Regions from separate parts of the Homo sapiens genome. Here region 2 is linked to region 1. The links are chromatin loops, found by intact Hi-C in ENCODE. Cell type or tissue: psoas muscle. All regions are shown on one strand. Links, peaks and the distances in the headings refer to the core of each region. The heading gives the core; the rest is flanking DNA.

Evidence for each region. Hi-C counts contacts between places; a loop is a spot of excess contacts. Peaks named below come from ENCODE experiments on the same cell type or tissue, not always from the same donor. Only the 100,000 strongest peaks of a DNase experiment are listed, where the experiment ranks them.
Region 2: it touches region 1 in a loop (7-fold over the local background); 25 of 110 quality-filtered maps call a loop at or near these places.

What each region holds. Positions count from the first base shown.
Region 1 is chr18:11,308,911-11,311,832 of GRCh38, forward strand. No RefSeq gene overlaps it. Among named protein-coding and RNA genes, the nearest start is that of LINC01928, 140 kb to the right of the region's middle. In psoas muscle, for the core only: a CTCF peak has its summit at 1,765 (motif pointing right); a DNase peak (open chromatin) is centred at 1,751.
Region 2 is chr18:11,511,593-11,514,514 of GRCh38, forward strand. No RefSeq gene overlaps it. Among named protein-coding and RNA genes, the nearest start is that of LINC01255, 24 kb to the left of the region's middle. In psoas muscle, for the core only: a CTCF peak has its summit at 1,249 (motif pointing left); no DNase peak of the experiment used is centred there; H3K27ac peaks cover 712 bases.

The sequences.
Region 1 (2,922 bases), core at 311-2,810:
TGTATCTCTCACAATGACAGAGTAATGGCCATTTTGCTTCATAGAAATTAGTAGGCAAAAGAAAGAACTGAGGCAGGCAAACCCCAGAATTGCATCTCAGCCTGGAAGTGTTTTTGGCTTCACTCAGAATTCAACAGCGAGCTAGCCATGAAGGAAAGCAAGTTTATTAGAGCAACAGTGGGCAACAAAATGGCCACTCCACAGACAGAGCAGGGCCATCCCATAGGCAGAGCATCTTGGAGCAGCAGCAGCCAGGGTAGCAGCCCAGAGCAGCAGTCCCCACGGATTGCTGGCGAGCCATATTCATACCCAATCTCAATTATATAATAATTAAAGGGCAAATTATTAGGAATTTTCTAGAAAAGGGGCAGAGGAGTTCCCAGAACTACATAAGGTAACTTCCAGGTCATTGCCATGGCATTTGTAAACTGTCATGGCGCTGGTGGGAGTGCCTTTTTGCTAATGAGCAGTGAGGACAACCAGAGGTTGCTTTTGTTGCCATCTGCTGGTTTCTGCCAGTTTCTCTGCTACATCCTGTTTAGATCAGCAAGGTTGTGATCAGAAAACAAGTCCTGCTGATCTCCTACCTCAGAACTATTTCTGTGGCTAGTATTTTGCTGTGATGAAGTTTTTCTGAACTTATTTTGACCCAGTAACCTTTTCATCTGGCTGACCTTTCTGTGGTCTCTGGACACCTAATGGAGATGCATAGTAACAAAGGCACGAAACCCTGAGCAGGTACACAAGAAGGGCTTTTCAGGAGAGTTCCACTGTGTTGATGTCTTTATTATTTTCTTCTCAGGTGTTGCTATAATCACCCGAGAAAGCCCAAAGAAAAGGTGGAATGAACAGTTCCACTAAGTGATGTGAGAAGTCTGTCAGTCCCATTGCAAGCCAGGCCAGATATACAAAAAATTCTGCATTATCTGTTCTTCCTCATTGTTTGGTACCTGATAGTGTTACCAGCCAGGTGTAGGTCTGTTCTGCCCATGTGCCGTAAATCAATCACTGTAACACTAGTTTTGTAAGAGGGAAAGAATTTATTCCCAAGGACACCAAGTGCGGAGGTGGGAGAATAGTTTTCAAATCCACTTCCCTGAAGATAAGGCTGAGGGATATTTATGGGTTAGGGACACAGGGTGAGGAAAGGTGATTGGCAGTGGGGGAAAATGAAGTAACAGGTTCTTTCTGCACAGGGTTCACAGTATTTCATAGGACATATGTATAGAAAGGCGGCATTAGCATAACATAAGGGTGGAACTTTGGGCCTTCTGAAGTCAAAAGGCCACCTCTCGGGCACTTGCACAGGCTCCGTTGAAGTGTCAGTGGTCTCAACCAGTTTGAACTGAACAGGAGCTGGCCCAAGTTTCTGAAAAGCAACAGAAGCAACCATTACCATGTTGACCTGTTAATGTTATGCATAAAGTAGTCAGTGATGATTAAGTATCAGCGTTGAGTGTCAAGGCCTTTGGCTTCATGGAAAACACGAATAAACAAAAACAACAAAAAAGCAGGCCATCAAAAGCAAACAGGGCAGGCATACCTGATGAAATTAACCCCTTGGTTTCAATAGTACTAGCTGTAAATGGGCTCCTGGAGTTAAGGCATGATATATATATATATTAGCGTAGGAGCAATATATTTGTCACAATAATGGCTGTAGCTTGAAAACAAAGGTAGCTCTTTTAAAGACTGGAGCACAAGACACAGCAGTTGGAAAGGCAGAGGGCAGGGGTGGATGGCAGGGCAGGGGCTGGCAGAACATGGCCACCAGAGGTCAGCATTGAGACCACAGTCCTTAGGGTCAAGTGCAGGTGCTAGATAAAGCTTTTCATTGAATCATCAGAAATAAGGCTTAACAAGTTACCATCCTTCAGAGTGGTAATATGCTGATTTAAATTGATCCTACATTATAAATAGATTGCAAATTTTTAAATTTTTATTTCCTTATAAAATGAAAAACAGGGGTTGTAAATAGCTTACATAAACACATAAGTATTGTAACAAAATTTAAAATATACTTGCTGAAGAAATTACAGAAGAGGAAGCAATAGAGAGCTGGTGATAAAGCAGCAGTAAAGGTAACACCAAAATCCATCCCTTGAGATCTTTTATGTTGGTAAGTAAGCCACAAAAAAAATTGTTCTAAGTATTTTGGCTACAGATTCAAGGAGGACAATGACAGTTAATCATCTGTAAATATTTCTCACAATGTAACTTTTGTTAGGTAGAGAAGGACAGTGGTTCCAGTTTAATGTGAAGCCACAGATGTTAGCTGATTGGAGGGCGAGGCAGGACTAAGGTCTTCCTGTGATGCTGAGCGGTCTGAAGAGGGCACACACCTGATCCCCTCTCTCCACAGATAGGGACTAGGGGGCTACTTATGAACAGAGCCACAACTGCTCTCAGAACAATTTAGGTTCACTATGACAAGGTGCTGAAGGGGTCATCTAGTCCCTAAAGTTCTGGCTAATAAAGCAGTGCTTTGGAGGTGGTTACAACAATTAAGCCCTTTATGTAAATGAGGTCTTATATGAATGCCTAGTATCTACCAAATCCATGACCAGCAGCCCCATCGAGGCAGGGTGGGTACCCACAGCTGCGGTCTCCCATCTCTCACAGAGAGTCTTCTGGGAGTGTTCCAAGGCAGCTTGATGGCAGGTCCTAAGTCAGTCACCTTACAGTCAGATTACCAACAAGTTCCAGAAAGCTTTCCTTTTGAGGTTAACAAAAACCAGACATTTTTAAAATCAAGAATAATCAAATGCCCACCTTATAACTAAAAAAGAATCAATAAAGCTCTCACAGAATATTTAATACCAAGTAATAAAACTTCCTGGTGCACTCACCAAGATAAAAGGATTGTAAAGTATATTTCTGGGCAACTGAGTGACTTAAAATGCCACATAAGTTTGTTATCTT
Region 2 (2,922 bases), core at 239-2,738, 200 kb after region 1:
GGTGATGGCTGTTCAACTGCCAGCTGTGGTTACTTTCAGGATCAGAGGGAAAGAAAAGAGAGTTTCACTTTTTACTTCGCATGCTTCAAAACAAGAGAAGTGAAACCATTATGAAAGAGGTATTTTTTGTATTTATGTCTTTTTCTAAATTTTATACATTTCTAATTGTATACATAAAAGTGTTTTTAAAAAGCATTTTTAATTAAAACTCTTACTCCTGACCTCAAATATCCACTTCTACCAGGAAAACCTCTGTAACTTAGACTGCAGAATGCGAAGCTGTTGTTATTTTTCTGGGCCTGCAAATCACACTGAAACTAACGGCGTTCCAAATCTGTGTCAAGCTCACTGCTGAGTTGCATTTAGCATGTTCCTTAAAGTGTCCTTACTCTATAGTAGAGATAAGTTTCCTCATCCTGCAGAAAAGATATAATTTCTGTGCTAAAGTGGACAAGACAGAGAGAAAAAGAGAGTCACTGGAGAAGAGAAGAATGGGAAAGGTCCTGATCTGTGATCTCGATAGCAAAGATTTCCCATTTTTTATGCCTCAGTGGTAACTATCAATGTCTGTCCTAGATCTACCAGGGACCGAATAGCAATTGTGTTGCCATAACAAAATAGCAGAGTGGACCAGATAACAGAATGGCCAACAGCTTGAGGCAGCCCCAGCGAGGCCCAGCTAGACTAAGGGAGCTGTGACATTATGAATGCATCTTGGGGCAAGTCCATAGCAAAATGGTTTTCCCTTATCTTATCGGTTTTCCCTTGCCAGGAAAGGAACCAGGCTTGCAAAACTTAGCATATCACATAACCTTACAGGGACTGGCACAGAAACACATTCTCCCAGCACACTGTTAAAAGCAGGACACTCCCCATCTTTATTACATTCTACACAGCAGTGTGGCTGATTTTATTTCACAAGGGAAGAACAGGTTGTTGAAACAACCAAGTCCAAGTATTTTTCTCAGTTGCATTCGGTTTCATTAGGTAATTTTTAGCATGGTGCATCCTCCCTTTCTAGCTGGCTTTTTTTTTTTTTCTAAAGGAAATGAGAAGATTACACTCCTAAAATTCCAGACAGGTCCACCATGAAAATTTAGCACAACAATACCAACTTTCCTCACGATGGGATTGTTCTAGAAGGAGGTTCATGACTATCACACAAGCTTCTAAATTCTGAGGTTGCCTCCCTCCTGTCCTGCTGACTGGCACTTGCTTTCCCATTTCTAGGGTTGCAGCTGCCACCATGTGGAAATGGAGTGTGCAGGTATGAGAGGCACTGATCCAAAAGGTTTAATATTCCAAATCTGTGTCAAGCTCACTGCTGAGCTGCATTTAGCACGTTCCCTAAAGTGTCCTTACTCCATAGTAAAGATAAGTTTCCTTATCCCACGGAAAAGATATAATTTCTGTGCTAAAGTGGACAAGACAGAGAAAAAGAGAGTCACTAGAGAATAGAAGAATGGGAAAGGTCCTGATCTGTGACCTCAATAGCAAAGATTTCCCATTTTTTATGATTCAGTGGTAACTATCAATGTCTTTCCTAGATCTACTAGGGACCGAATAGCAATTGTGTTGCCATAACAAAATAATCCATCTTTCAGGAGTTATATTTTCAGTGGCAGTCCAGAGATACAGCATTAATTCCAGCCGAATCTAACAGCAACAAGGGGAGGGACGTTTATAACACTAGACCTTTGTTACATGCATATGGCTTGTGAAGCAGTCACACTTCATCAACAGGTGAAAGCAAATACCTTCGTTCATGCAATCAGCATCTTTAGTCACATAGCATCCCCAAAACTAGATAACACTAATGTTGATTTGAGACATCTTAAATATTGACATACAATTTGGATACAAATTGTTTGCCATCTACATGTCTAAACAAGAAAATAAATTAGCATTCTTTCTCCAGTCCTCTATAGACAATAGTTATCTAGATATCTCGAATTACCTCCTTTTTCTAATTCATTCAGTCCTTCAACAGAAAATTAGAATAACCTTTCAAGCTGTAAAAAAGAACCAATATTCTAATAGTTATTATTTGTGTCTATGAGTTTATGCTTACAGTTGCATCTTATGGTACCTAAGAGATCATACTGAAAAAAAAAGTGTCTCTAAAAGATTAGTAAAAGCACAGGGAGTTTAATAAAGTTTGTTGCACCACTTCTGAAATGGGATCAGCAAACATTTATTAAACTGCTATGTACTTAGAGAGTACATATTAGCTGTTATTGTCCTTAAGAAAGAGTTCTGGCAGCATTTAATAATATTTGTTGTATTATACTTCATTTCCTCTAAAACATTTTGTGAATGCAAACATTGATTAGAAAATAAAGAGACATGTTTGTTACCTCTGTCTTTCCAAATATATTTTTATCCTTTTTTCCCACATTTCATCTACCAGTTGCAATCATCTCATACACATCTTTAATTATTCCTTAGTCCTGACACTCAAATTTCCACTTCAATGGGGCCTTGTCTGCCAAAAAAAATATTCTATCACTGTTTTTATTCAGAGATTTTTTTGTCTTTGAAAGCTGGAATATAAACTTGCATGAGAAAAAGATTCTTCCTTCACATGAGAATGATCACAAACCCTCAGCACCCACCGACAGGGTGAAGGAAACTCAAGAGGACTCACCTTAAGTGGAGACAGCAAATTAATTTATTTAGAATATGCCAGCTCTTTATCATTTGGCTAAACTATAGCCTCTCAAGGTTTGTTTCCCTGGGACTGAAGGATTCTCTAAAGAAAAATGACATCAAGAAAATTATCTCAAGAGGCAGAACTTTCAAACAGCAATGGGAGGCTTTCCAAGTGATGTTTTGGACTTTGATCTGCAGCAGAACTACCAAGCAGCATTACTCCCTCCTAACCAAGAAAGCCACCAATGCCTAACCAATGAATTCCATCTG